Regions from separate parts of the Mus musculus genome. Here region 1 is linked to region 2. A link is a loop called in an ENCODE intact Hi-C map of the cell type or tissue named here. Cell type or tissue: left cerebral cortex. All regions are shown on one strand. Links, peaks and the distances in the headings refer to the core of each region. The heading gives the core; the rest is flanking DNA. Region 1 overlaps 1700029J03Rik (RIKEN cDNA 1700029J03 gene). Region 2 has its middle 16 kb from the start of Mir802.

Region 1 (15,947 bases), core at 2,767-10,766, 51 kb after region 2:
TACATACACCAAGTAAGCCAGGACAAAAGAACATAAACACTACATGACATTTGGATAAAACTTTAATAATAATACGTATGGAAAAACAGGCTGCTCATGGACAGACCGGGGTAACAGGGTTTAAATCACAGCTTCCGGTTCAGGCTCGTTGGAGTCGTTCCATTCATATAAACCACACATCAAAATAAAGCGATTCTGACAGGGTAGGAGGGGTCTGCCTCTGTGTTTTACCCTTGTGATTAAGACAGGCTCACGGGGAATTGGGGGTTTTGTTAGAACAGTATTGATTCATATCCCTCCCAGTCAAAATAACCTGAACACTGACAGACCGAAAAAGGAACTGATTGTCTAAAAGACAAACCTGGAAGGCAGCCAGCTTTACAAGAGATTGTTCCTCCTACTTATGAAAAGCTACTAAATATGATTATTGTGAAACTTGTCTCAGCCAGCTGTAGTCATAAGCTGCTCCACTGAGGAGGATAGAGAGAAAGAGTCTTGGGCTAGACCTAACCAGTGCATCATGGGAAGGTGAAGGCTGAGAGTCCACCAGGAACTTTGGAACTTCTTCTGTGTTCTCCCTTCATCCTTTATCCCAATAGTTTAAAGCTCCGAACAGACCTTGTCATGTTTAGGTCACAAGCAATGCTCTCTTTTTCTCTGAGCCCTTCCCATCTCCATGGTAATTTCCTCTCAAACCCTTCTACTGCCTCATGATCCATGTCTACTTTTGCCCTAAATTGCGGAGGTCCACCTTAAAGCCTGTCTCCACAAAGGTATCCCCCTCAAGTGAAATCTTAGAGGAGGCATTTTAAGGCCCCTCTATCCTAACAGGGATGCTTAGCTCACATTACCTAATGCATAGGACTAAGCCCAGACAAAGTAATTAAGGAGATGGGTGGTTCTTACAGGATGGGCTGGAAGAGGGATGTGAGCATTAATAGTTCACCATCTCCATCTGTAGGTGTGGCATCTCTGTCATGGTAAGAAAGTTAAAGGCCACTTTTAGTTTTTTAATCAACAACTTGATAGAGTTCGATACAAATACAATCCCTTTCATGGGTAGTTTAAAGTGTATACACACACACACACACACACACACACACACACACACACACACACACACAATTTCATTCCTAAATCAACCCTGCCCCTCCCCATCAAAAGACATGAATTATTTGTCCACACCATCTCCTACTCTGAACTTAATACAAAAGCTTGGTCAGTGTTGAAATCTGGGTGGGGCCCGCCAAATCTGAAGCTCTGCTCTGTGGCGAGTGGAAATCAGATGTGTGGTAGGCTACATCAAATGGAAACAAGACACCATCTCCCTGCCAGGTGCTTCCAAAGTGTACTTCCACTCAGGACCGTATTGTGCGGCTCAGTCGTCACAAGGTCACAGAGCTGACTCTGAAACATCACCCCCAAGTGGCTCCTTCAACACTCGGGCTGTTTCCTAACACTTTGATCAAAGTAGAGTCTTTAATAAACAAGTCCCAAGAGCTTAGAGTATTCGAGCAGTTTCTTTGATACCTTGTTTTGTCATAAACACACTCACTTACGATTATTGAAAGCGTGTTGACAGTTAGGAGTGATACCCGTTGACTTAGAAACACAGATCCTTCCCATTGTCCATAAAAGTTGCTACTTAGATACTTTTTTTTTTTTTTTGCTCATGTAAGTGAATGATAGACCCCTGAGTTGGTCATCAAAGGCTGTGACATCTTTCTCTTGACATCCAGCTCTGGCCAGGTGATGCAATACTTTTCTGGGACTCGGGACCAGCTTAATCTCAACCAAGAGAGAGACCCAGCCGAGCCCATCTGTGTCTCTCAGTCATCCAACTTTAAAGCCAACTCTTATCTTTCACATTTGCCATCTCCCTTCTCTAAGAATGTCATCCAGTTCTGAGACAGTCCCCTCCCCATACAGTGCACCTAACAGCTGGAACCTCCAGCCAGCTCCCGGCATCATATTCTTAGTGGAAGGTTGCTTCCAAGTGTTGCCTGATGTGTGGGGGACTCAGTAACTCACTGTCAAGGTTGGGGGCAAGTTATGAGTCAGTCATGCCCACTAGCCACCCACAAAAATGTAACTCCTCACAAAAAAAGTCCTGCATGGTACAGTCTATAAAAATATTCATGTTGGCTCCCTACTGTTTCAAAGCCACCGCTACCACCAGAATCTACCACAGAGTAACAATGGCTAACTGTGTGGATCACCATCTTTTATAAAGGATTTCCACAATTATCTCATCTGAGACTCACAAAACTCAGGGAGAAACCCAACAAAGCAGGCAGCGCATTTATCTTATGTCAAAGATACCTCAGAGCCAGGGAAGTTAACTCCCTTCCCAACGGTGGCAGAGTCTCCTTGGGTGACGCTTGCATATCCCAGGGCGTCTGAAGAGGCTGATTAGCTTAGTCTTAATACAAAGAACAGTACCTAGGGGAGCCTTAGGCTCTGCAATCATTTAAGTCTCTCGAAATTAAGCCTCCTAGATGCTGTGCCAAAAATTTCCTAGACATGAGCTCCTTCACACAGACGTCCTGTTGTTGTGCTCAATCTCCCGCTGCAGGAGCTCCCATGGTTCTTTGTCTTTTTGCCTCTGAGTCTTAGATACTGCAAGCGTCTTATCATGCTACAGTGCTTGAGAAGGTCTACACTACTGCTCAGGCAATGGTGCAAAGTGGTCTGAAGATCGAGCAGCCTTCTCCATAGGATCCACTGTTTGTGCATGGCCCCCGTCAGTCCACCAGGCCTGTCTTTATTTAAAAGTTTTGTTCATCTTGGATTTTGTATATTTTTAATAGAATATGATTATATCATTTGTCTCAACGAGTGAGGTTTCTTGTACCCCTTAAATTCCGTACCCAAGGCATGTACCTCACTCCCTCAAAACCCTCGCCCTACCCAGGCTATCTCTCTGAAACCTTTCTTTTTTATTAAAAGCAGCTAGGCACCCAGACACGATGATAGCCCAGCTGCTGGACAACTGCATACATTGGCCCAAGCTATTTAACTGCTTTGGCCCTTCACAACCTGGTGAAAGCCATGTGAAGTCCAGAGCATTGCTAAGACAGCCTGCCTTTCTAATAAGAACTCCTAGGAGCCAGGAATTCTAAGAAGTAAGCAGATACCAGGGAGAAAAAAAAAAGAGTCTATGTAAGCCAAAGCATGGCTTCGCCCAACTGTGTAGCCAGGGCACTGATAGACTAGGAGACAGAATTCTCACCATCTCTCATTCACGGATTCTCAAAGACATTGAGCAGCCCAGAGGAGGCAAGCAGGATGCCAAGTGTACCAGCACGAACACCTCAGAGTCTCCCGAGCCACACCCACGTTCACCTCACTGAGTGGCTTCATGTGTCCCACTCGGGGTCCCCCTTGAGGACTTCCATGAGTGACCTTCCATCAGAATCTGTCCTTGAGCACTTTAGGGGTTTGTAGCCATCAGTGTTGAGTGTTTTGTTCCTTCTGCCTTCAAGCTTGCTGAGTCCATGATTGTCTTTATCACCTAAGGCCGGGTTACCTTGGCTGGGTGATGTATTAGAGGCCCACAGAGAAACAACGAGAGGATGTGCTAGGAACAGAAGGAGACCGGAGATGACAGAGGCAGTGACAGGTATTTATTCTAAGGAGTGGCTTACACAGTTGTTGGGGCTGGCACATCCTGCCTGTAGAGCACTCTGGGGGTTTGGAGAAGACTCCGTGTTGCAGTCTTAGGTTCAAACTCTGCAGGACACTCAAGCAAGACAGACATCAGGGCAGGGTCTCTAGATTGCCATCTTAAAGGGTAGAGCTCTTCGCTGCCATTTTGTTGTTGTTGTTGTTGTTGTTGTTATGTTTGGCATGGGGGTGGAATCTCTCTTTGCTCTGAGGACTTCATCTGCTTCTGCTGAGGCCCACGCACACGTGAAGTGTTATCTGCTTTATTCAAAGTTGCATTTTTAAAATATTATCATGGAAATGTACAGATTTCGTTGAGGCAACACGTGGGCTGGGCACCAAGCCTTAATGAAAGTGACACCAAGTTAATCATTGCTGATCAATTGTTAATCAATGTTAATCGCTGTTAACCACCAAAGTTAATCACTGAAGAAATCATCATAGCTCAACCAAAGTCAGTCATTGCTATATGAAAGCATCATGTCTCAACATCCAAAAAGTCAATGATAAGATGACGAATCTTACAATGTTTAAAGTCAGCAAAATCTTTTTGGACAAGCCCGTCACAACAAAAGATTGGCCAGATAGATCAATAGGTAAAGACACATGCCGTCAAGTCAAACCTGACAAGGTGTGTTTGATCCCCGAGACCCACAGGTGGGTGGACAGAACCGACTCCTGCAAATTGTCTTTGGACTTCTGTCTGTACACAGTGGCATGCGTGTGTCCCTCCATACACAAATACATAATTGTAACTTAAGTATTTTAAAGGTAGACATGCAAAGGCTAACCACATAAAACTTACTAATATTATCAGACAAGCTGACAGTTTAGAAATCATGTTCAGGCTCTTCTTGTGGAAACCCCAGATCAGCTCTTACCAAACTGAAGTGGATGGAATCCTACCAGGCGAGGTGGCCCAGGGCCCAGACACCAGTTTTCTTGATCCCTGGAGACCTTCTTTCGAGCCTAGACATCACAAGCTTTTTAGCTCGGGTCTCTAGCTGCATATTTATCAGAAGATGGCCTAGTCGGCCATCAGTGGAAAGAGAGGCCCATTGGTCGTGCAAACTTTATATGCCCCAGTACAGGGGAACACCAGGGCCAAGAAGTGGAAGTGGGTGGATAGGGGAGTTGGGGGTATGGGGAACTTTTGGGATAGCATTGGAAATGTAAATGAGGAAAATACCTAATAAATTTTTTTTTAAAAAAAAAGGAGTTAATGCTGGATTTTTGCCTTTCCACAGGACAACTCCAATACCAGCATCCCTGGATCCGATCTTTTTCTTCTTGCTGCTCTAAGACAGCTGACAAAAGCAAACTAAGGGAAAGAGATCCGCTGTGCTTCACAGTCCCTGAGCACAGCCCACAAGATTGGGAAGTCGCAGAAGCAGGAGCTTCAGGATTCTGGTCATGCTGTATCCACAGCGAGGAAACAGAGCTATAGATGCCGGCGCTGTGTTTGCTCTCTCAGAAACTGCTGCCAGACCCCAACCTCCAAAACAATGCACAACTAGACGCCTTCTGTCCTAAGCCACCAGTCTGTGGTCTTAGCTCTGGTGGCTCTAGCAAAGGGACAGAGTGAAGATCCAATGAGACAAGGAGAAGAAAGTATGTAGATCCAAGCCTCGCATGTGACATATGTTTACGGAAGACCTAATTGTCTCAATAGCATTCACTGAACCGCTACTAAATGTTCTCTCAATAATTCTTTCCACAGTGCTCTGATAGATGGGAATTATCTGTCTCCTCGTGGCATACATAAGCAAACTGGGCCTAGGAAGAGCAACAGGAAGCCATCTAGGAAGTGTTCCACCAAGCATAACAATGGGACTGAAAAAAAAATAGGATTCAATATTGTGATGTTGTTTTAAAGCATCCTCCCCCATGAATATGTAATATAGATGTTCTACATCATCCATTGGCACACCGAGACCTCTAGAGTCATGCTATAATTTGATCCCACCAAAGGGACAGGAACTAAGAATCTAGAGAATATGGTACACTCATGGCAATGTGCAGATAACTAAATCTCCCTTTTGAGAAGGGCTGTTGTCTTAACTGCAGTTGCCTGAGCTTCAGAAATCTCTGCACTCTGGCCACAGGCTAAATAGAGAGCCAACCATGTTAGGCCAAAGCTAAGCCACTGAGGGGCAGTACTGGCTTAGAACTCTGCCTGCCCACAGAGCTTCGTCAGGCCGCATCTTCTTTTACTTTATACCACTCTAAGAATGTCACAGATTAGGTATCTCATAAATAACAGAAATAAATTTCTCACAGTCCCGAAGCCTGAGATGCCCAAGTTCACGGTGCCTTTGGTGAGTGGGAAGGGCCTTCCTGCTCTGAGATCATGGTGGAAGTCGGAAGGACAAGAGAGCTGAATGCTGCTTGAAGCTTCATTGATAAGAGCCTGATCTCTCTTGAAGAAGGCCCTAGTTAATCTCTTACAGGTGATGCCTCTAGATACTCTCACGTTGACAGCACCTACACTGGGAACATTCAAGCTGCAGCAGACGACCCCCAAGGGCGTCTCTCACCCAACGTTACTTCTTCCTCTTCTTCCCTTGAGTTTTGTTCTTTAATATTACAGCATCCTACCCTGAATTCCTGTGTTTGTCCAGAGAACTCACTAGATTGCCTATTTTCCTCCAGCTGTCAAGAAAAACTGTCACCCTTACATGTGCCTGAGAAGAAATGCAGGAGGCAGAGAGAACTGTAAGCTCAAGCCCTTGGCATTTGTGCTCAGATAGAGACGCAATGAGTTGATGCGTGGGAGGTGGCAGCCCCTACTGTGTCCACTAACAGACCTGAGGTACTGATAGCAGAAAACGAGAGAATAAATATCCACGTGACAACGTTTAAGCATAGGAATTCAGCTAGCCACGAGGGTTCAGACACTGGGCTTTGTTTTCTGTAGAAGCAAATCTGGAAGACAAGAAAACTATTTTTTTAAAGGAATATATGATAAATAGGTAGAAAGTTGATCTTTACAACCACACAGATCAGTTCCACGAAGCATAACTCATGGTTAAGGATAAACACTCAGCATCACACTGCTGTCTAAATATTGATGCTTACACCGTAGACATAGCTAATGCTACTCTCGGTCTTAATTAAAGACGTACGTTGCACGTGGTACTGAGAGCAAATGATACTCATACAGACCCTCTCAGCTCCAGGAACACTGGGGAGGAATGTAAGTGTCAGCTGATGGGAGAAGGGCATGACACAGACATTGCAGGGACTCACAGCAGCCACAGGTGCCTACTAGGTCACGAGTAACCGCAGGCTCTTCCACCCATGCACAAGTTTCCCAAATCAGTGACTCTGAGACTTCTAATATATGAGTTAATGCCTGGGCCAATTGCTATGGTTCATTTCTCCTAGCTCATGTCTCAATTATCCCATTTAAACTAGTCTAAGTCATTAGCATCTGATATTAGCAATAGATCAGTGGCTCACTCCTCTTTCAGGTCCTCTTCTTCCCCCCTCTTCCCCCTCTCCATCCTCCTCTTCCTTCTCCCAATCTCTTTTTCTTCCCCTCTCTCCATCCTCCTCTTCCTCCATCCTCCCCCTCCACTTCCTCCTCCTGCTCCTGCTCCTCCCCATTCTCTTCTTCCTTCTCCCCATCTCTACTTCCTCCTCACCCTTTCCATTCTCCTTTCTCCTTCCTCCCCCTCTCCATTCTCCTTTTCCTACCTCCCTCTCCTCCTCCAGCCAATAACTAATAAAGGCAATGAAGATCTACTCTTCTGAGTACTAGCACCTCCTGCCAGCCCTCAAGCGCCCCATGCCTTCTCATCCCACTGCTGTCACTGAGCAGAGTCACCTCTCCCTTGTGCCTAGCTAAGCATGGAAAGAAGAGAGGGTTGTGACACTTCCCATGAGGATTACAGTGTCACTGTGATGCTAAAGCGACAGGACTGCAGAGATCTGTCAGCCCAGCCTTCTCCTCTTGGGAAACACACAGGAAGAGTCGCAGAAGATTGCTGAGGCTTCTGATTTCCAAACCAGGCTTACTTTCCACTAACTCACACCCACCTCCTGTCACTTCTTCCTACAATACGGCTTAGGGAGCAAGAGAAACTATTCAACCTCATCCTGTCCAGGATTTTAGCATTGCATTCTTCTTCTTCTTCTTCTTCTTCTTCTTCTTCTTCTTCTTCTTCTTCTTCTTCTTCTTCTTCTTCTTCTTCTTCTTCTTCTTCTTCTTCTTCCTCCTCCTCCTCCTCCTCCTCCTCTTCCTCTTCTTCCTCTTCTTCTTCCTCTCCCTCTTCTTCTTCTTCTTTTCTTCTTCTTCTTTTCTTCTTCTTCTTCTTCTTCTTTTTCTTCTTCTTCTTCTTCTTCTTCTTCTTCTTCTTCTTCTTCTTCTTCTTCTTCTTCTCCTCCTCCTCCTCCTCCTCCTCCTCCTCCTTCTTCTTTCCCCTCCTCCTGCTCCTCCTTCTTCTACGTCTTCTTCTTCTTTTTCATATTCTTATACTTTCTTCTCTTCATCATTATCTCCTTCTTCTTTCACTTCTTCTATTTTATATTTTTCTTTTTTTTTTTTTAAGTCTGATATTGAACTCACTGTGAAGCAGGAGCTGCGCTCCTAACCCCCCTGCCTTACAGTGCTGAGATTACATGCATGCACTGTTGTGGGGCTGGGAGGACTCACATGCACTGTTGCCATGCTGGGGTAATATGCATGCACTGTTGCAGTGCATTACTGCCACATGCAAACCTGAGCTTTAAGGACAGTTCTGAGTAACTGAGCATCATCATCAAAGCGTAGTGCACATGGGAAGAGGGGTGAAAAGCCACTTTGAAAAACAATCTGTGTATGTTATTCTCTGGTTTAGAATAGTCTCCTCCCACTCTCTGCTTAGGAGTGGGGAAGTGCACACTGGTAAATCTCCCATTGGCTGACAGACTTCCAGAATAAGGAAGGAGATGGTGTGAGTTACAGAGTTAAATCCTTGGCCTTGCCAGAACCCAGTCTGCTTCTGCCCCCAGGACTCTGGTTTGTTTGTCCCAAACCAGCCTCATCAGGCCCACGCTCTGGGGGCGCAGGGTTTTAGGCAGTTGAAATCCCTTCAGAGCCCAGCCTTAGGTTTTATCTCAAGAAGGAAGCCAATTAACTGAGTGGCGTGGGAGAGGATGAGAGCAGGAGAGAGGGAAAGTGGGCCATGGCTGAGGTGAACCCGGAGCCGTAGTCAGGGTGGTGCCTGCGGCAGGCAGAGCTCTTCTATCAGCAGTCAGGAGATACTGTGACCCTGCTGAGTGCGGGAAGGGAGACTCTGAGGTAAAATGCAAATTAGGTGACGAAAGAGGTTGCTGGTGAGACCAGGAAGACTGAATTGCAAGCAGGACCCGGTTAGCATCTTAATTAAATATCTGCGTGCGACTAGGGAGAAGCTGGCTGTGCCCTGTGGGATTGTACACCAGGGTTTGGAGGAAACGCTGGATGACAGAGACAAATGAGGAGCGAGAAGACACAGAAGGGTGCCCAGAGCCAACACCATGAATTCCTGAGGAGGAGCCCACCCCGGAGAAGCTCAAACAAACGCTTAGTGGAATCTTTGGAGAATTCCTTCACAACAGGTAGTGAAGGAGAGAGTTTACACTCCATGGCCCAGCCTTAAGCGGTGAGGGGAGCCCAAACTGAGTCCTGCACTCAGGACTCCTCCATCCAAGTGGGAAGGGCCACATCAGCTTTCCTGCCAGAGAAAGAAGGCGCAGGGGAGCAGGGGAGGATGTCTAGCAGCTCAACTCACACAGGTTGGCTGTCCCTGCAGTCAACTGAAAAACAAGGAGAAACGTGTCCTCTGACCTCCATGCATGCCATAGCATGTCTGCATGTGTCCATATGATGTGCCTATACCCCATAGACACATCACACACATACACACACACACACACACACACCACCACCACCACCACCACCACCAAAAAAAAAAAAAAAACCAAAAAACAAAAACAACAACAACAACAAAAAAAAAACCTTAAGATTGGCCTATTCCATTGACTCTTCAAATTCTTATAGCCATTAGGTAGGGGAATAAAAGATACCTCAAAACTAATAAGCTTTGTTATACAAAAGGACAGATTGTAAACACTGAATGCTATTAGAGGCAGTCTGTATTAGTAACATGAGAAGGCAAGGCAAGAGGACTGGAGGTTAGCTCAGTGCCAGGCACTTGCCCAAGGAGCCGAAGAGCATGAATTTAGTCCCCAGGTCTAGGAGGAAAAACTGCAGATCATGTAAAACATCTAAAAAGTGCAGATTGCTCTAAGACGCATTCATCAACAGGTTTCTGAACCAAAAGCTCCATTTTCTATTTTTAAATGCTATCAGTGAGAATTGGGGAGCAAAGTTATATCTTATACTTTCTTGATATAGAAGGCTTGCTAAAATGATCTCATTCTTAATTTTGACTATATACAAATACAGATTTTATGATTTTTATAAATGTAATGAGTTCCTGAGGAGTTAAACTAGAATATTTGAACTTAGCCATGTAAGAATACGGTAGAGCACATAAAAATAATAACAAACATTAGAAAGAAGCAAAACCCTTAAAAAAAAAAAAAGACAAGTGTCCTGAAAAACACAAAATTAAAAGTGATGCGATGAGAATCTAAAAATTAAACGAAGTTGTATTCACAAGATAATGTTGGCAATATTTTAATAAGCAGAGATTTTTAACTTTTAATATTAATATTTTTAATATTCTAAAGTGGAAATTTTTTAATTTTTTAAATAGATGAAAATAGGATAAATGTAGCTGTTTTCATTTCTAAGACATTTCGGTGCCATAGGGAATATTAAATAGGACACAGGTCAAAATTTTATATCAAAATAAATATAAAATCCAAAGGGGAGACAGAATAATATTTTCAAGTTGCACAGCATCAAATAAAACAATGGTTATTTAAATAACTAATAGTAAGAACCTGGACCATTATACAAGTTAATAGAATCTTCAATATAGAGAGAACAGGAGGAAGTTACTCTGGGGACCTTCCTGATACACTTGGGTAACTCACTGCTGTTCTAACTGGCCACAGTGTGTTACATTAATACAGTATTTCATAGTCAATGCTTGATGGGACCTGTGTGTAAAGCTGGTTATGGTGGGGATGTTTTCTAAAGTAATATGAAAAGTATTACATCAATTTTATGGTCCTAAATAATTCCTGACTAAAATTAAACAAATAAAGGAACTAACAAATTAATTAATTTTTAATGTGCAAAATTTTAAAGCTGTCACTTTCAGAACTTTGGGATATGCCCAAGTGGCTCTTGTTAGGATATTTGCAGTTTAATTCTTCTAGGATAAAAAAAAAAAAGGAATAAAATTAAATTAACTGAGCCCTCAATCTATAAAGCAAATAAATTTAAGAGAGGTTGAAAATAATAATTTTTGAAATAAGTGTTGTTAAACTAGGGAATACAATAGCAGACACCTTAGAAACCTATGCACAGGTGTGTGTCTCTAGTCACCTGAATTAAGAACTTAAAAGCAGACTTATGCAGATGCAAAAGTAGAAAAGATCACTATTAAAACGTTTAAAGGATGTGACAGACATGTCAGCCTGACTCAACAAGAGTCACCTGCAAAGTGAGTCTTAAATGGAGATTGTTTACGGTCTCTTGGCCTGTGAGCTTGTCTAGGAAGGATTGATTTAATTAGAGTGGTTAACATGCGACCACCCAGCCCGCTGAGGATGGAACCACCCCCTCAGAGATGGATGATTCCCGCGGGGGGGGGGGGGGGGGGTGGAAAGACCCTTTCACAGGAATCACCTAAGGAAAACACAAATATTTGCCTTATGATTCTTCATAACAACAGCAAAATCACAGTTACAAAGTAGCAACAAACAACAATGGGATTTTGTGGTTGGGGGGTCACCACCACAGCCATGGGCAACTACACAGAAGGGTCCCAGCTTTAGGAAGGTTAGGAGTCACTGGCCCAGGGAGAGAGTCTTGAACTCTGAAGGGTGGGGCTGAACACAAGCTATCGAGCGAGCGTAGAGCATACACACTCCTTCTTCTCAGCTCTTGATTGTGAACCTGGATAGCTGCTTCCAATCCCTGCCAGTGATTTAAGGTGACTTCCCCACAGCGTTGGACTGGAACCTGGACAACAGACTATCTTCTTCCTCCATTACGGTTGCTTTTCGTCAAGGTATTGCACCGCAGCAGCAGAAATGCAAGGAGAGCAAAGGGATAAAGGCATAGTTTTTTAATTCCCTTCTAAATATGTTTGGTATCCAAACCACCTGGAGGGCAGCTCACAGGCATAGGCCAGAATCTATGGGAAAAGTTAGCAAATTACCCAAAATCCACCTCCAAGAGGCGATGGACTTTAATGGGTCTTTAAATACGCAGTTTTAAATATGGAGTAGGTTGGTTTTGTATGTTACATCAGAACATAGAACACATGAGAGCTTGCCAACACTGTTTGTGTAACTGATCTAATCTCGAAACCAAACCCAGACCAGAAGAAAGGGAGCCAAGAGAAGAGGGAAAACCACCATCAGCCTAGAGATGGATCCTGCGACTACAGAAAACAGCATCCTAAGGAAATCCACAGAATGCTTTTCATATCATTTCAGGATGACCTAGCATAACCAGGTTTACACTAAGGACCCCTCAGCCAGTCCATATGAAGCACTGTACTAACACAGCACATCACTGAGCCATGAAAGGAGAGCCACTGCACCATGTCCTATCCAGATATGAGAAGAAGAAGAAAAAGGTGCGGATATTCAGATAATTCTGTAAGACAAAAAAAAAATGACTTTTAAATTAAGATATTTATTAATTCAAAAGATTATTACCTGAGAAGGGGAAACAGCATACCCCAAGCCATACTTCACCATCTTGAGTGACAGAAACTCCCGACTCTACTCACAAAGCCCCTGTACCTCCTGGCCACTCTCTGGACACAGGCCATTGTGCCTCAGACAGGCCAGTCCCGAGTCACTGCCTCAGGACATCCCTGCATTCACCTTTCTCTCTTGCTTGCCTGCAGCCCCCCCAGGCACTGCTCAGAACACCTTCTTCTGGTAATGTTTTCTTGCCTTTGTGCCTGAGACCACAAACTCCTGTGGCCACAGGCTGTGTCACACAATTTCATTATCCTACCTCATGATACCAAGAGGGTACTTAATTAGTGTTGATTCCTTGTTTAATTAATCGATACACCAAAAGTTTGCAAGGACGTATGGGTATTGATTTCTGTACAGGGAAGCAATTCTGAATTAATAACTCAGTCATCAAATCACTCGCTCTATAGGGTCAGCCCTGAGCACTCACGCCCTGGGACGTGTGTGTCTGTGGAACAAGCTTTGCGAGGTTTTCCAACTGCAACTTTTAAGGATCTGAGGAGCAAAACTGAAACAACCTGCTATGGTTTCCCTTCCTGCTGTGGTTTCTTCTGAGGAGACTGGGAGAAGACGCAGTTGAGGTAACCCAAGTGTCCTGCATCAGTCATCCAGCAGTTAGAGGTACTCTCTACATGAAACCCTAACTCAAACCCAAAGAATTGACCTACCTCAGCTCATGAAAGTCTCCTTTGGCCAAACCTGAGCAAACTTCCTTCTCTTCTAAGACAAAGCTTTCCATTTTGTCACATTTTTCTATGCCAAGTGACAGGAAAGGAGACCATGCTAACAGGCCCCCTTCCACCCACTGATGAAGTCACTAGACTTCACGGTCGTAAAAAATACCTCCAAGAATTGTAAATAGATCACGTACTGACTGAGGGGAAGGATGTTGCTCTGCTTCATCGTCCCCAAAGAAATCATGGCACAAAGCCCCGGGAGTCCACTGAAGTTTTAGTCAGTTCAGAAACTGACTAAAACAAAGACTCGAACATCAAGGGCATCACTGGAGAACGGGCCAAACACTTTTCCTGCTGCTCTCCGGTTGACTTTCTGAAAGAAATCTGACTTCTCTTCTTAGATATCCGGGAGCAGTTCTCAATGATTAGGTAAACAGACTCGGGGCTGAAGGGGTGGGAGGATCAGAGGGGATTGTCTGGGGAAAGAATGGTAGACAGACAAGATTAGTGTTAACAGCTCCAGGACTCCTGCAGAAAGCACAGGGGCCTGGCAGGGCTCCAGGAGGCCTGAGCTATGAAGTCAGCAAACCCGAATTATTTCATACAAATCCCCACTTGCAGAAGACGAAGCAGGCTCCATAAACACACGTTCCCAGCCCTGCCAGCTGCCTTCGCAGATGCTCACCTAAATATCCAGACGTGAGACTTGACCATCGACTGCCTTAAAAAGCCGTTTTTACCCGTGCTTTTCTGTCTCGAGGCAATTATTGCTCGGTCACCACTTTAATTTGCCCTGACAGCCTACTGTCAGGTACCACCAAAGAAAACAGATGAAAAATAGAAGCAATAGTTACTCTCTGGGTGATAAATGTTTATGCCAAAAAAAGATTAGTTAAAAATCCATCTTCCTCCACCTGGGCTGAGGGTCTGTTTGAGGGAACTGTCAGTAGAATCATTACTAATGAAGTACCAGACTACGTGAAACAATGGTTAGGAAGGAAGTTGAAGAGATAAATGTAATTTCAGATGCCACGCCGCGGTTTTCATTAGGAAGGAAGACAGTGCGCTTTTCGGAACAGCCTGCGGGATTATAAATAATAAGGCATCAAATCTTATCCAGTCCCATGTATCCATCCAGTTCTCAACCTTAAACTCCTCCTACTATACCTTGGCGCCAGCCCATTGCCATAAAAATCCGGAGGGCTTGGGCTACGGAGATGGCAGGGGTTATGCAAACATGAGATCCTGAGCTCCGATCCCCAGATCCTTATAAAGGGGCAGATGTGATAGCACGCAACTGTAATCCCAGCGCTCCTATGCTGATTTGAGGGAACTGAGGCAGGAGAATCAGTGTGTGATGGGTTAAATATAAATAGTCCCCATGCCCCTACCCTGAACCCTGTAGGCTTAGTCATATTTGAATGCTTTGTCATCAGGGAGTGGCACTCGTTGAGAAGGATTAGGAGGTGTGGCTTTGTTGGAGTGGGTGTGGCCTTTGTTGGAGTGGGTGTGGCCTTTGTTAGAGTGAGTGTGGCCTTTGTTGGAGTGGGTGTGGCCTTTGTTGGAGGAAGTGTGGCTCTGAACGTGGGCTTTGGGGGTTTTAAACGTCTACAGCATGCCCAGTGTCTCTCTCTTGGCCTATGAATCTGGATGTAGCTCTCAGCTATGCTCTACCACCATGTGTGCTGCTATGCTCCCCACTCTGATGATAATGGACTAACCCTCTGAAACTGTAAACCAGTCCCCAGTGAAATGCCTTATTTACAGCAGTTGCCTTGGTTGTGGTGTCTCTTCACAGCAACAGGACAGTGACTAAAACATCCTGGAAGCTCACAGTCAGCTAGCCTGGCACACACAAGAGCAAACAAGGGACCCGACCACAAAGAAGGTGGAAGATGAGAACGGATACTCAGAGGCAGGTTGTCCTCTGACATCCACACGCGTAGCATGGTGTGCTCATACCTGCACATGAGCATCCATAAATATACACACAGAAAGAAAGAAAGAAAGAAAGAAAGAAAGAAAGAAAGAAAGAAAGAAAGAAAGAAAGAAAGAAAGAGAAAGAGAGAGAGAGAGAGAAAAAGAAAGAGAAAGACAGAAAGAAAGAAAGAAAGAAAGAAAGAGAGAGAGAGAGAGAGAGAGAGAGAGAGAGAGAGAGAGAGGAAGGAAGGAAGGAAGGAAGGAAGGAAGAAAGAAAGAAAGAAAGAAAGAAAGAAAGAAAGAAAGAAAGAAAGAAAGAAAGAAAAGGGAAGGAAGAAAGGAAAAGAAAACTGGCAAAGGTAAACATTGTGATCCTCTGCCCTTGACCAAAAAAAAAAAAAGGTACTAATGATCCTTAAATCTCTCATCAACCATGCTAACTCATCTGCCTCCATAATCCCATGATGGAATCCACACAAGTTGCTTTGCTCATGAGAGGGACAGTCAGAGAATGCTCACCCAGCTAGATCTCTGGCCACTGGGTTCTGGTTTGGGCATTGGGAGTCCATGAACATGTAAAGAGTGCACAAGAATGAAAGGAGAGATGTCGGGGGACGGGTGCATCCCTGTAAAGTGGCACTGGATGGTTAACTGACCGTGCACCCACATCCTTACCATGACCTTATGCCAGGACCTTAATCTTTTTCTTTCATTTTTACTAGCTCTTTGGTAACTCCTAGTGTGCTTTGATCAGATCCACCTGTCCTCCCCCAGCGCTTCCCAGATCTACCCCCACTTTCCTACCCA
Region 2 (15,947 bases), core at 3,280-11,279:
TTCTGCCCTTCTAACAAGTTAGCATTAAGATGAGAAACCCTTGGGGCTGGAGAGGTGGCTCAGCGGTTAAGAGAACTGACTACTCTTCCAGAGGTCCTGAGTTCAATTCCCAGCAACCGCATGGTGGCTCACAACCATCTGTAATGAGATCCGATGCCCTCTTCTGGTGTGTCTGAAGATAGCTACAGTGTGCTCATATACATTAAATAAATAAATTAAAATAAATAAATAAATAAATAAATAAATAAATAAATAAATAAATAAAGATGCCCGTCCCATAGTAGCACCTGGGGAGACAGAAAGTCTTAGAGGTAGGTTCCCTTGGTAAATGTGTGGCCAAAGATGTGCAGAACAAGCAGAGAATAAGAGAATAGGTCCTCAGTGGTGGCTTGGGGACAAAGGCAGACTGTAGGACATCTGCTCCAGGTAAGGGTGGGAGCTGGCGTAAACAAGAAATCACCCCTGTGTAGGAGGGAGGCCTGCGGTTGATGTCACAGAAGTGGATAGATTTGTGGATAGACTAAAGGGCAGGGTGAATTGTGAAGGTTCCATCCTCACCTAAGGCAGAGCCATATAACAGGCAAATAAAGGGGGGCTTCCATCTGTAGCTGGGTGTAGAGAGGACCACTCGAGGGGCATCCACGCACCTCTGTGGTGGGTCCCTCTCTCTGAACACGGAGGAGCCAGGACTGTGCTCTGCTCGGCTGAAGCTGGGCACCTGGAAGACCAGGAGCAGAAACCGGGACACTTAATACAGAAAGAAACTTGGAAGTTTTGGAAGTTCTGCAGCCAAGCAGAAAACCCATTTTCTTAATAATAATAATTTTTTAAAAAAGTGTCACTATAGCAATTATAAAGAGTTACAAGGAGCAAAGGTCTTGTGACAGTTTGTCTTGGTCACCAGCTTGACGACATCTGAAATCAAGCACATAGCCAGCCGCCAAGCACAGCTGTGAGGGATTCTCTTGGTGAGCAGGGCCTTCCAATGGCCGACCCCACAAAAGGAGTCCTTCTGCATGCTTGTCTCCCTGGCAAGGTCATTTCCGGTTTGCGTCTCCCCGCTTGTAACTGTGGCAGCTACCCTTCACTGCTGTCACAACGCAGCGTCTTTAAGTTTCCAAGTTGTACTAAAGACCAGCAGCTCTTCTAGAACCTTCCAGACCCTCCATACCAGCTTAAGGCAGCTGAAGATTTCCACCTCAAACTGGGCAGCCATTAGGATTAGCACTGCCCCTCATGAAGACAAATTATCTTTTCTGTCCATTCTACTCCCTGACCTAACACAGGCACAACAGAAATAATCACAAGGAACTCACCATCCTACAAACACAAAGTTGCTTGTGGCCGATGTCTCAGTGATGTTTGTATCACCAAACTGTAGTAAGGTCATCTGAGATATTAAAAAAAAAGTTATAAAAATGAAGTAAGTTCACTCTAGTCCATGAATCAGAAATACACTTTTGTTTGTAATAGATACATTGGAGAAAAATATATCACACTCGATGATTTTTTCAATTAATATAGCATAAGAATATTCCAATTTTGTTTGTTTGGTTTTTGTTTTTAGAAAATATGAGTTTGCACATCTGTAAGAACCGCAGGTTGTGTTCATGTCACTAATGTTGACCACCCTCTCGTGTATTGCTGGCAATATGTCACTCATGATTAGTTGCTATGGTAACCAGCATTATGATGAGCATCCTGTCTGTCTTTTGGTCTTTATTTATCCTCACTTCAAGGGTCTGTCCTCAGCTACTGCATCTGGATAGACTACAACATTTCTTACTTAGCCTGTTAAGGTGCTGGCTGAGGCGCTTGACTAAGGAGAATTTATGGAATTTGCCTTCAGTTACTCGCAACGGTGACGGGGAAAATTAGATAAAAGCAGGTTCTGTTCCATGTATTTCTTACTTGGCCTGAAAACATGGGAATTGATCCAAAGAATTCTTAGACACGGTGGGTGGCCTGGAGAGGCTATTTTTATGATAACTAAATTGGTTCACTTAACTTTTGTGCCACCCAGCAGTTCAGCTAATGAGCCTCCTCTCGATTTATTTGAGAGATTAGACAATGTTCTATTCTCTATCATGAGAGTTGTGTTGGTTTTTTTTCTTGTTTTTTTTTTTAAATTCCAAGTCACTAATATGAGTACGGGAAATAGACATGAAATTAAAATACAATTCAGTTTGCCCAGACTCTGCACATGGCTCCTGAAGTGGCCAAGCCAAGAGGAAAACCAGAAGTAAGACTGGATAAAAAAAAAAAGGGGGGGTGCCTGGGAGCCAGAAAACTTGGGGATGTGTTTGGGCAGAGATGCTCCCTGGAGAGCACAGACAGTGAAAATTACAGCTGACTAGTCAAGAACGCAGATGATAGCTACGGAGATTCAGTGCTTGCCACTCAAGCTTGAGGACCTTGTTTCAATGCCAAGCAGCCATGTGATAAGTGGGGCTGCAAACCCAGCACGGAGGGGGCATGGGAGGAGCAGACATAGGAGGCTTCCTGGAGCTTCCTGGCCTGCCAATCTAGAGAAATCGGGGAGCCCCAGGTTCTGTGAGAGACTCTGTCTCCAAAAGGAGGAGGAGGAGGAGGAGGAGTGGGGGGGAGGAGAAGACAAAGAAGACAAAGAAGAAGGAGAAGATGAAGGAGGACGAGGAGGATGAGGAGGAAATGAAGGGGAAGGAGGAGGAGGGGGACGAAGAGGAGGAAGAAGAGGAGGAGGAAGAGGAGGAGGAGGAGGAGGAGGAGGAGGAGGAGGAGGAAGTGAGAAGATGGTGCCCAGTGTTATCTCTGGCTTCCATTTGTACACACAAACATGCACACTTGCACATGCACAAACACACACATACACACAGAGAACACAGATGAGGAGGAGCCAACCGTCAATGTGCTCATTCTAGCAATCTTGCTGATGGGAAATAGCTCTTTTGAAGCAAATTACACAGAGCTTGAGCCATCCATGAGCACTGCAGGCTAATCCCTAGGAGTTATTATACGTAATGGGCCTGACAAAAATCCCCTGCGGGTTGCTGAACGTCACTACAGGCTGGCATTGTGAACTGGGTAGCCCGGGTAAAGCCAGTGGACTTACTGAATATGGATCCTGTCTATCCCACAAATCTCAAAATTGCTCAGGTTCCTTGGAGCCTTATTACAGTCCCAGCAGCCTGGGGAAGCATTGCTCAGCAAGGAGGCAGCGAGGTCCTCTGAGCAAGCCCAGACACAGTGCACAGGGGATACACCAGGCAGACTCTGCACTTCCCTGAGAGCTCCATGTGTGTGTGTGTGTGTGTGTGTGTGTGTGTGTGTGTGTGTGTGTGTGTTTCCAGATAAAATGTGTCTCCCTAAGAAAAGGGTGTCCTAGAAAGCCCCAGAGGAATAGAGAGGCTTTCAGACACTCAGCCATGGGACGAGTCAACAACGACACTGTTTCTTTCCATTGCTCTCTCCTTCAGAGGCAAGGCGGGACAGGAGGGTCAGCCACTGAGCCAAGCCAGAACATCTCCAGCAGGCAGAGTATGGAGGCTTCTGTGTGAGGCTGGGAAGCAGAAGCCAGGCAGCAGCCAGGGCTTGGCAGGGGCTCTCTGCATTTTCCTTGGCTCGCTCTCACTACCTGTCTGACGGCTGCAGCGCAGGAAGGAAATTTTTCAAGAGATTAAACTATTATTGTTTCCTATGAGGCTGTCTTCGCTGGAGAATGAGAGAAGCTTTAAGGCTCCTTGAAAAGAGATTTGTCTGAATGGTGAGGCTGTTGTGATTCACCCCCCCTCCCTCCAGGTGGGATTTGACCAATTTCCTCAGGAAAGTGGTTCATTAGGGTTGTAGACTTATCCACGGCCTAAATAGAAGATGTCATCAAGGTGATTAATGCCCAGCTCACCCTCACAGGGAGTTAAGAGTTTATAAAAGCTATTTTTAACGGTTTGGAAGGAGGGAGAACTCATTTTTCAGGTTGCCAACATGTTTCAATAGTTAAAAACCTTCTTTGTAGCCCCCAATAATTCATGCTACCCACCGTTAAAGGTCGGCAGTGTTTTCGGATTTTGTAAGTTTTCTTGAAAAATTGATTCAATGTGTTTTGTTGTTTATATAAAAGGCACAGAGGGGAAGGAAAAAGACGTAAAATGTATTTCCATCACGGGGAGTGACCGCAGCTCCCGGTGACACTCTCAGGCAAGAATCTCGTTTCTTTTTTTTCCACCCAGCCCTGGAGGGTGAAATGGCTTTCCTGTGTCTATATCTATCATATAAATAGCACTTGACAGAGAAGTCTGCAGAGTTCAACCAAATAAAGAGAGAGAAGAAAAATCCAGAAAATGCCGGAAAGATCTGGGGCTCCTTGTCATGTCGGATGTAGCTGAAGCATGCCGGGCTTCCTGGGAATGTTCTAGAATGCTTGTCCCCTGTTACAGCTGTTCCACATGAGAGGCTGCCACCATAGATAGTGCATGTGTCTCCAGGCACAACCAAGCCAACTTAAAGCATTGGTTCTCAACATCCCAACCCTGAAACCCTTTAAGACCGTGCCTCATGTTTTGGTGATGCCCAATCATAAAATTATTTTCATTGCTACTTCAGAACTGTAACTTTGCTACTGTCATGAGTCATAATGTAAATATCTGTTATTTCTGTTAGTCTTAGGCAATCTCTGCAAAAAGTACCATTCAACCCCTAAAGGGGTCCTGACCTACAGGTTGAGAACTGCTGGCTTAAAGGAATCTGTGTGAGCGGCCTCTCTTCTAGAGCTACATTCCCAACAAGATGCCCACAGAATTCACTAGAGCTGCCACACTGCCAGAGTGAAAACCCCATTAGCAATGAAATGTGTAGTGGAGCTACACACTGACTGTCACATGTCACTAGAGCAGACATGTACAACCATAGTGCAAGCATCATTAGTAACTGTGTAGTGGGGCTACACGCTGGCTGACGTCACAGGGTTTATAACTTCAAGCTCCATATTTGGGCTTTGTATGGGTGGTGGATCATGAAAACAGGTCTATTCTCAATTGCTATCAACAATGCAGTACTTCCTATGATCTTTTCGACATCTTGAAGGATACCCTATTCAACACGGGAAATCTGATGTTGTCACTAGGGTGTTTTTAATTCCTTCATCTCCTTTGTAAACATTTATAATTCCCTGTTCTCTGCCAGGAATACCAACTGCTTCTCCACACTAGGGGGTAGATATGACTCAGACTTTTCAGTGACCTCCCCGTGGTGCCTGGCAGACAGCAGGTGTGATGTTATCATATGTATGTGTGTGTGTGTGTGTGTGTGTGCCCTCCCCAGGTCATGTGATCATATGTGTGTGTATGCCCTCCCCAGGATCAAGTGATCATATGTATATGTGTGCCCACCCCAGGATCATGTGATCATATGTTTATGTGCCCTTCCCAGGGTCATGTGATCATATGTGTGTGTAATATATGTGTGTGCTACCTCCCTCCCCAGAGTCATGTGATCATATATGTGTATGACCTCCCCAGAGCCATGTGTGTGTACCTTCCCCAGGGTCACATGATCATGTGTATGTGTATGTTCTCTCTCCAGGGTCATGGGATCATGTGTGTGTGTGTGTGTGTGTGTGTGTGTGTGTGTGTATCCTCCCCAGGGTCACATGACCATATGTATGTGTATGCTCTCTCCCCAGGATCATGTGATCACACGTATGTGTATCTGCCCTCCACAGGGTCATGTGATCATGTGTGTGTGTGTATGTGCTCCCACCCCAGGGCCAGTGAGAGGTAAAAGTTTTCTCCTACACTATCAAAGGCAGAGTTAACAAAAGCAATAATAACCAACTGGAAACTTCTGTTTAAGGACAGGCAAAAACTCCAGCCACCTCTTACTTCCATGTCCCACTGGCCTGACTATACTCTTGGACATAGCTGCAAAGGACACTGAGGAATGTGGTCTCTAGCTAAGCAGGCATTGCTCCTCAAAAAAATAGTAGAGCTCCTGTCACAAAACACTATCGAGGAAGAATGGCCACAATGGGAGGGTGGTAGTCTCTCTACATGTATTGGTTTCAACTATTGCCATGTAAGGATCCAGAAGGACTCTTCACATCAAAAGGTGTGGCTAGGCAGCTCATGGTCCTGAGAGGAGACTCTCTTACTATTTCTTTGTAAACAGACAAAGTATCAGACTGCCTCCTAATATTTACCTCTATACCCACGAATTAGACAGGTCTCAGTCCTCATCAGAGAGGCCTCTTTCCAGAACAGACAGTGATTAGCAGAGTCACACATCTGATCCAAAGGAAGAGAATGTCTGTGGGCTGACAGTCCATAAATGGGGTTTCCACATCACACCATCTGCTCTCAAATCTTAAGGAACATGGAGGGAGAGGGAGTGGGCAGACGGCAAACGCCAGAGATAAAGGAGGCATTCTAGGAATCTAGGAATCGTGTCTCCCAGACACAGCCGGACTATTGCATCGTGAACTCCCAGCAGCTGTGGGTAAGGGCACAAGACCTGCACCAAATCAAGCCAGTCAACATCAAGCAAGAGGAGGAAGGGCTTGGGAGGACCCAACCCCTAACCGAGGAGCCAGTTTTCTTCAGGGCTGTGGCCTCTGATAGGTTAACCATGCTCCTACCATGCAGATGCACGTTTGAGCAGCACTGACTGGGTCTGAGTGTATTGTAAAGAAGAAAGACACAAAGTCAGAAGCAGGTCTGGGGGCAGGATCTGGGAGCAATAGGAGGGGGGAAGATGGTGGTAGTTGTGATCAAAGTACACTGCATACTTTTACGAAATTCTCAAAGCGTTAAAAGCAAAGCGTGCCAGCGTATTAAGTGCTCGGTGCTGTGGCTATATACCAAGATGCATGAGACATGTGATCACTGTCTCCATCAAACGTGTACAATTACAAGTAGCTATCTAACTAGGCATTAACTAGACTATGTGATGTGTTTTCCCACTGAATGTCTTAAATCTTTCACTATTTAAGTTGATATCAAAAGAAGTAACACACAAGCTACATGAGATTTGTTCAAAACATTGTGGAGAATTTAAGTCTGGGATGAGCAAAAAAGAGAAAGAAAAGACTTGGAGTCTGTATGTGTGGAAAGAGCTGAAACCAGGAGTCCGTGCTGGCATGGCCTCAGCTGCCGCCTCAGAGGGCTTGCTCGGCCATCTTGAGCTCCCCACATGTGGGTCTGTAGATTATTATTAGTGTGACCAGGGCACCAAGCAAGCACACGTTTGTGGTACTTTCTGGCTCTTTGCTAGAGCTGGAGACAAGGAAAGACTTCTTTATCTGATTTTAAAGTAATGTCTAAAACTTTTATAGTCTCTTATTGAAAGATCAATGGTAAATTAAGGATGGATCTTTCCACCTCAATTAACTTAACCTTGGAAGTTTCGCACAGATATGCTCAGAGATCTCGCTCCTGCACGCTTCTGAATCCTGTCATGTTGGCAACCAGTGTCATAGTGGTTCATTACAAATCTCAGTGAAAACTCTGCCACTCTGCACTGCAATCGTATTTGGCTCTAGGATTAACTATCTCTTATCCCCTTTAGGGTGGATGCTGTGTTTCTTACATCAACAACTTAGATGTCTTTTTTTTTATAATTTATTTTATGTATATGGGTGCTCTATTGGCATATATACCTGCATGCCAGAAGGGAGCATTGGATCATATTATAGAAGGTTGTGAGCCACTATGTGGTTGCTGGGAATTGAAATCATGACCTCTAGGAGAGCAGCCAGTGCTCTTAACTGCAGTACATGTGTATGTCAAAGGCTGATGTGGTCTCCGTGTGACATGAGATTTCAGAGGTATACCTCTCATTGACTGAGGACACAGAAAGCTCATGAGAAGAGTTGGGCAATTTAGAAAGTGATTGGTGCTTGTGGTCAGATGTGGCAATGCAACAGGAAGAACCTGAGCCAACAGAGACGGGCAAGAAAACAAAAAAGGGCTGTAAAGACCCTCACGTCCTGGACGACCTGAGCCGGCGAGGGCTTCCTAACAGGTCTTCAGTGTGAGCATAGGAGGTTCTGCCATGGTGGCCCAGCATTAGCTCTTTGGAAATCAAGGCAGATGTTGATGGTGGCACTGAAGACAAGGGCTCTTACCTGCAAGCTCTGCTTCATGGTCATGGCCGGTAATACAGTTCAGGGTATACAGCCTGAGATGGGTCCAGAGTCCCCTCTTCCCTGGGACCTGGATTCTTCTCAGCACTCTTTCCCTTGCTCTTGAGGCCTCGATAAAATATCAAACTGAAAGAAGAGACAGCACGGCAGAAATGGATCTCCTGGAAATGTGTTCTCAGTGCCTACGCTGGAGCTCAGGGTGCTGCAGTGACACACCAGAGGTCGTTGGGGTTGATAAGATGGATGCAACTAAGAATCACAGCAGCCATGACTTACGTGTGCCTATAGGTGTGCATGGAGGTGTGCATGTGTGCAAACCATGCATCCAAACTCATAGACAGGGCTGCAGAGACAGCTCAGTAGTCAAGGACACTCCCTGCTCTTGCAGAGGACCTGAGTTCAATTCCTGGCACCCACATCAGATGCCTCACAACTCCCTGTAACTTCAGCATAAGAGGGTTCTGATACTTCTGGTCACCTGCACTCATGTGCACATACCCCCGACACACATGTAATTAAAAGTAAATCTTATGTGGAGGCAGTATGGAAGGCTTCCTGGCTTCAGGCCAGCCATACTCTACTGTAGAGAGAAAGTCTTCAGCCCACATCTAATACAATGTAGCAGGGCCAGATCATAATGTTGCTTCTTGTTTCTTCTCTTCCAGTCTGAAATTCTGCATCCCACTGGACTGATGTTTATTTTCCAGGAAAACATGAGGTGAGTTTCAATGAGCGGGATTTCTGTTCTGGCCACGCATGCTCAGGTGTGCTCAGGGGTGGAGCCCAGGAAAATAGCTTAGAGCCACTCGCTGTATGTCCTGAAGAAATGGCAAGTCACAGTGGCCATACAGATAGCAGCTTTCAGAGTAGGCACAGATCTTTCTTGTGTCTACAACCCATGCTGAGCCTGGAGGGCAGCGCCATGGGTCTGTAGCTCTTCCTGATATGGAGAGCAAGCTTGCCTCCTGATCAGTCAGGCCAACCACTACAGCCCCCTCTCAGTACTTAAAGCAGATTCAGACTACATACCTCAAAAGGGTCAAAAAACATTGAACCAGAATGCTAGAGTCAGAGAGAGCCACTGTTCAGAAATATAGGTCCTGAGACCCAGCAATGTCTGCCACAACCTCTCCCAACCTACCTCACACTCACTACCATCATCACCAAATAAAAAGGCGACATCAAGGATACGCATGAACAAGCAGAGAAGCCACATGTGGAAGGCACAGAGTGGGCAGAAATGAACGGCCATGGTAACTCTTGAAGGCACGTAGAAACCTCACATCATCAGAGGAACTATGTTTTTACTGAGTTACAGTCTACCAGTTACCAGCAGCATGGGGTTCCCCCACCCACTCCCCAGGGCAATGGCATCTATTTACGGTGACAAAAAGATTTGTCTTGGACAAGGAGTTAGTTTGGATAAGGCCAACGCTTCCAAACATCACTTCAGTAGCATGTAATGGATTACGTGTAAATTTCAGCGCTTTGGTTAAGCCTCTTGCCTCAGAAGGTCATTGGCACAGAAAACGAAAAGTGGAGCTGAATATTTAAGTAAATATATACATGCAGAGCTATGCAAGTTATAGGAGAAGAGGGGAGAGGAAAGGGGACATTTCCCTAGATGCCATGTGTCTGCAGGAGGCTGGACCCGGCTGGGCGCAGACCCTCCATCCTAAAACAGCTCTCTGTTCTATGGGCCCTGTGGTCTCCGAGCAGAAGCTAACTTTTCTGGCTCAGGGTCTGTAACTGAGTTGTGGTGTAAGGTGCTGAGGAGAAGTGACTACAGAAGGCCTATTTAGCCCTTCCTGGCAAGGACACGGTGGAGGAGGGCAGGGAAAGTCTGCTGCTCTTGTAGAGGATTTCCTTACCAGGATGTGGAAAACAGTCTTTCTGTCACGTGTGGCTAACAGTCATCCAGCAAGACAAAGAGTGGTTTCAAGAGGCCCACGTCCACTCAGAGTGCCTGAGAACGCCATGACCAAGCCTCGGAGAGCAGAGCATGAGAGGACTCACAGCCCCGGCTTGGACAGGGAGAGCATTGTTGACAAGTGCATCGGATAAATATTCCTTAATACACTCTCCACCCGGGAAAATGTCGTCACCCGTTTAGTAGGTAAAGTCGACATGCCTGAGCAGAAGCGAAGCGAACTCATGAAAACACATCCCCAAAATGCCTTGAGAGATACCACTGCCTTTTTATAAAGGAATTTTTAATTTCATATATGTGTAGTATACTTATATATTTCCCATGTCCCCATAGTCTCCCAGTCCCTCTGAAATTCATGGCTTCTTTTTCTTTAATTAGTGTGTGTGTGCACGCATGCATGCACATATAAATATCCCACTGAGACCATTTAGTTACTACTTGTATGTGTATGCTTTTAGGGCTGACCACTTGGGGTTGAACAGCCAATTATGGGGTCTCATCCCTGGGGGAAACTAATTCTCTCTCTCAGCGATCACTGAATATCTGTAGTTCATCTAGGTATGGGGTCTTGCAAGGATTTCCCCATACATGATGGGACATGAACTGTGTTATAGTTAGTCAGGTCTGCTTTAGGCAAGCATATCGTGGACTCTCATGGGTGCAGTGTCCCTGACATACACAGGAGGCAAAATCTCCCAGCGACATCTTAGTCCTCTGGCTCTCACAATCTATCTGTTCCCTCTTCTGCAATGTTTCCAAAGCCTTAAGTATAGTGTCATGTTGTAGATATATCAGTTGGGGCTGAGTACCTGGCTGCCACTGATTCTCTGTACTGTGACCAGTTATGGGTTTCTGTAATGGTCTCATCTGCAGCCCCCCATCCCCAAAAGAAGTTCCTTTGATGAGGGATGAGAGCTACACTTATCTGTGAATAGGCTGCTTTTTAAATGTGGAGAGGGATGACCTCCCTATGAGGGAGAGGGATGACTTCCTGTGAAGGAGAGGGATGACCTCCTTACGAGGGAGAGGGATGATTTCCTGTGAAGGAGAGGGATGACCTCCCTGTGAGGGAGAGGGATGACTTCCTGTGAAGGAGAGGGATGACCTCCTTACAAGGGAGAGGGATGACTTCCTGTGAAGGAGAGGGATGACCTCCCTGTGAGGGAGAGGGATGACTTCCTGTGAAGGAGAGGGATGACCTCCTGTGAAGGAGAGGGATAACCTCCTTAAGAGGGAGAGGGATGACCTCCTGTGAAGGAGAGGGATGACCTCCCTGTGAAGGAGAGGAATGACCTCCTTAAGAGGGAAAGGGATGACCTCTTGTGAAGGAGAGGGATGACCTCCCTGTGAGGGAGAGGGATGACCTCCTGTGAAGGAGAGGGATGACCTCCTGTGAAGGAGAGGGATAACCTCCTTAAGAGGGAGAGGGATGACCTCCTGTGAAGGAGAGGGATGACCTCCCTGTGAAGGAGAGGAATGACCTCCTTAAGAGGGAAAGGGATGACCTCTTGTGAAGGAGAGGGATGACCTCCCTGTGAGGGAGAGGGATGACTTCCTGTGAAGGAGAGGGATGACCTCCTGTGAAGAAGAGGGATGACCTCCTGTGAAAGAGAGGGATGACCTCCCTGTGAAGGAGAGAAATGACCTCCTTAAGAGGGAGAGGGATGACCTCTTGTGAAGGAGAGGGATGACATCCTGTGAAGGAGAGGGATGACCTCCCTGTGAAGGAGAGGGATGACCTCCCTGTGAAGGAGAGGGATGACCTCCTGTGAAGGAGAGGGATGACCTCCTGTGAAGGAGAGGGATGACCTCCCTAAGAGGGAGAGGGAGGACCTCCCTAAGAGGGAGAGGGAGGATCTCCCTAAGAGGGAGAGGGAGGACCTCACTAAGAGGGAGAGGGAGGACCTCCCTGTTGCTCCCTCTCTATGCTGTTGAGAATGACCAACATGTGGCAGAATTCTCATGCTGAGCTCTGCATCTCCCTGGATGTCCACAGAGCATCCTGAGATAGGAACCAGTGGAAAATAGGGTTTGGGATTTGGGAATTTGGTCGTGGGTGTACTATTCTTTCAGAAACCTGGTAAGCCTGTACTTGCTGCTTTAAGAATCTTGCCACCGTGTGAATACACCAGCTAATGGGCAGTGGGGCAGCTTTGTCAAAGCCACCCCATAGCTAGGCGGATGTGAGTTTTGGTGGGGCTTTCTGATAGCTTTCTGGAAGCTAGCAGGCTTAGTCCTCAAATACAGATTGCTGGTAACTTCCAGTGCAGCAGCAAGGGCAGAAACATGTGTCTGCACTGAACATGGTGGGGAAGGCAGAGCCAGGAGCCAACGGAAGCATTTCAGGGTTAGATATCCATGGAGATGGGCCAGGGTCCTGACTAAGACTGTTTGGTGAGCTTTTGGTGAACTCAAGGTTCTTTACGTCCCCAGTCGGATCGCCCACTCATCCCAGAGTGGTCTTATTTTGCATCCTGTCAGCATGTCCACATTTGGCTAAAGACTTGGCACCATATAAATGTGGGCTTCCGAGCTCAGGGGACGTTAGAATTCAACGGGAGGTGGAGAGGAAGCTTCCTCCAAGACTCTCTGGAGATGGAGTCGGTTGATGGAGATGGAGGAGGCCCCTGGGTGTGAAATTTCTGCCACCATTGCGAGCTCACTCTACTACCAGTGGCTACAGGCCAAGGGCACTGAGTCTTGTCTCTGATCTCTGATGCTGACATTTTGGCTGTGGGCAGAAATTCACTGTCCAGTATTTTCCAGCTTCCAGATGCAAAGCCTGCCCAGCAGGTCTGAAACCTACGGCTTGAGAAGTCTGTGAGGGCTAGAACCGCCCACAGCACTGCAAGCCAGCTCTGCTCTGCTAGCATCCCAACACGCCCAAGAGTTATGAGATGAAATGCTTCTCAGAGCTCCACGGGCTCTCGGCGAGCATCAGGCACCACTGAGGGTTCCAACCTGTTTTGTTAAAATCCCATGAAGCCGTCTGTGTTAGTTTGTTTTATCCCCTTCAAGGTTATTAATCCTCAATTACAACAAAGCACTTCCTGTTTGGACTTCGCAATGCCTGCCCACTCTGTTCTTGAAGGCGGGTAGAGCAAGATCCAAGTTGGGGACAGAAGAGGGTCTTCCAGTAACCTCCTCAGCATCACCTAAACACCAGTCACTTGGATGGAAGGACCCAACACCTGACAGCGCTAGACCAACCCACCTGATGATCACATACTCAAAACGTAGCCAGTCATTATCAGCCAATCCCACTCCAGACCCAAAGAGCCACCCAACAGAAGTAGGACCTAAATATCTGAATACTTAATATTGGTTTAAGTCATTTAATTATGAAGGTGCTTGTTACGCAGCAAAAGCTAACTGATACATCTAGTTTTCTCTTTAGCAAGAGCTGGCCCTACTATCGGCACTTAGGCCCACAGTTGATTAGAACGCAATGTCTGGACTGGGGTGAAGCTCAGGAGTTTGCTGAGCATGTGTGGAGACCTGAGCTTGATCCTCATACTATAAACAAAACAAAACAACATCTCTAGCAGAGGACTGGCCATTTTGACTGGGCCTCTGTATTTGCTTTGCTGAAGCCTTTCTTCCATATCAAAAGGCTCCCGTGTCATTACGTTCACGTAACTTTCTAATTCTTCTGGAATTTTAGCACATGGAAATTTCTGAGAGGTTTGAGGTTGCTGGTGTTGTTGCTGTTTAAATTTTCCACAATTCAACTGTTTTTCCCCAAGTCCCAACAGAATGACCAGCGTAGAACAGTGTGGCCCTGGGTGCAGAGGATGTTACAGGCATCGAGCACAGAAGGGTGGAGCAGTACGGGGCTGACGCCATAGTACTGGATGTCAGTCGGTGTGTTCCTCCATGGGGAAGACTACCTGGGAGATAAATACAGAAGGCAGAGGAAGAGAGTAAGTGACAGCAAGGACGTTGGAAAACTTCAAAGGAGCTGTAGTGTTTACTATTTACCTAAAAAGAGCTACAGTACATGTCTGGCTGAGCCCTTGGAGGACAGAATCCTGTGAGAGCCTGTGGAGCTGGGGTTATAGTTAGCTTCTGTGAACCGTCTCTCCAGCCCCCCAAATTAAGAGAAAGAGAGAGAGAGAGAGAGAGAGAGAGAGCTGACCTTGACTGGTTATGCACATTATGTATTAACCAACAGCAAGAGTGAGTACTTTATTCCAGGAAGCTCCCTGCCCATCTGCTTGGGCCCTCACCCTCACCCGCACCCACACAACACCTCTCTCTCTAGATGCTACTTCCTGCTGCATCCCACGGGGAGCATAGGTAATAAGCCAGTCAGCACAAGCACACGCCTGTGCAGACCCGGGCAGAGCGTCTCGGATGCATTATTGCATTGCCGCCTTTCACTTTGTTCTCATAACAACCTGTGAAATGATAAACACCACTTCCTTTTAACAAATAAGAAAATTGCGGCTTGGAAAGGAACACACATGTGTCCACTGGCAATCAATTAGCACATGGTTTCTCAGTTCAACACCCACAAGTGCCCCTCCTGCCTTGCCCCAAGTTCCTCTCCGGCGGAGTGTAAACACATTTCAAAGAGAACAGCCGCATTCTGGAGGAGAGGCCAGGGCCATTTCTCAGCAGGACTTTTAGTGTCGTGTATGGGCCAAGTCCACATATGGGACCCGATGCAAGTTCTTACGAAGTTCCATCAGGAGCCCCGCAGTCCCATCTGCTGGTGTGTTAAAACTTCCTGCCTCAGAATGGCAGAGTTAAACAGTTGTGACCAAGATCATACAACCCACTTTCTGTCCAGGTCACCATCTATCACTGAGGGAAGTCAGGGCAGGAACTCAAGCAGGGACTGAAGTGGAAACCATGGGAAAGAGCAAGTAGGCTGCCTTGCTCATGGGTTTGTGCTCCGGCCATCTCTTTTCTACAGCGCACCTGCCTAGGGATTGCACCTCCTACAGTGGGCGTGGGGCGGGACCCTCCCACCTCAGTCATCAATCAAGACAATTTCTCACAGACATGGACATTGGCCAAGCTGTTGGAGGGGGCTGTTCTTCAATTGAGGTTCCCTCTTCCCCAGAAGGATCTAGGTTGTATCAGGCTGACAGTAAAAAAAACGAGCCTACCCATCCAAGCCAAAAGTACCTACAATTTGTCCCTTTACAAAAAGACTTCATCAAACCCTGCTGTGGAGACTGACAGCATTGGGGTGAAATGGATAAGGACATAGATTCTGGCCTAAGGAGATGTCTCGGAGGTTAAAGTGCTTGCCAAGCGAGAAGACCCTAGTTTGAATTTCCAAAATCTATGTAAATGTGGCGTAGGCATGCCAGTGACACGGAAGTCCAGCCTTGGAAGATAGAGACAGCTGATTCATGAGACTGATGCGACTAGTGAGACAAGTTCCGTCAGTGAAGTCTGCATTTCACTGAGAAACTCTGATCCTCTCAAGTAAGGTAGAGAACAAGAAAGATCCTGACATCACTCTCGGGCCTACACACACACACACACTCACATGCATATACATATACACATGTGTCCACATACAGGTAAACATACAAATCACATGCATACACATGAAAAGAAGAAAAAGAGGCAGATAAAAAAGAGCACCAAGTTCTATATTAAAACACCATGGGATTTAATCCCAGCACGCCCTTTCCTGAGCTCCCATACGAAGTTTCTCAAGAGTTCTGGGTGCGCTGCTTCATCCTGTCACACGGACACACGGAGACGGTAAGGCTGTTGAAAGACTGAAGTGACTGCAGAAAGTATTTAACAAGGCGCATGGTACACATTCAATAAACGGCTCTGCTCTCGTCTCTACAGATCAATAAGAGTTTCTGTCTCCTTGACGCATCGTGAGGAGTGAAACTGCTTGTTTGTGGCGGACGTGTCAAGGATGCTCCAGGG

The links. Hi-C counts contacts between places; a loop is a spot of excess contacts. Peaks named below come from ENCODE experiments on the same cell type or tissue, not always from the same donor. Only the 100,000 strongest peaks of a DNase experiment are listed, where the experiment ranks them.
Region 1: a loop joins it to region 2, with 5 times the contacts of the local background. A loop is called at or near these places in 2 of 42 quality-filtered maps.

What each region holds. Positions count from the first base shown.
Region 1 is chr16:93,429,260-93,445,206 of GRCm38, forward strand. All of the region lies in intron 1 of 1700029J03Rik (RIKEN cDNA 1700029J03 gene), which reads right to left. Among named protein-coding and RNA genes, the nearest start is that of 1700029J03Rik, 22 kb to the right of the region's middle. In left cerebral cortex, for the core only: no CTCF peak of the experiment used is centred there; DNase peaks (open chromatin) are centred at 7,654 and 8,752; H3K4me3 peaks cover 254 bases.
Region 2 is chr16:93,377,908-93,393,854 of GRCm38, forward strand. No RefSeq gene overlaps it. Among named protein-coding and RNA genes, the nearest start is that of Mir802, 16 kb to the left of the region's middle. In left cerebral cortex, for the core only: no CTCF peak of the experiment used is centred there; DNase peaks (open chromatin) are centred at 3,559, 4,314, 6,335 and 9,962.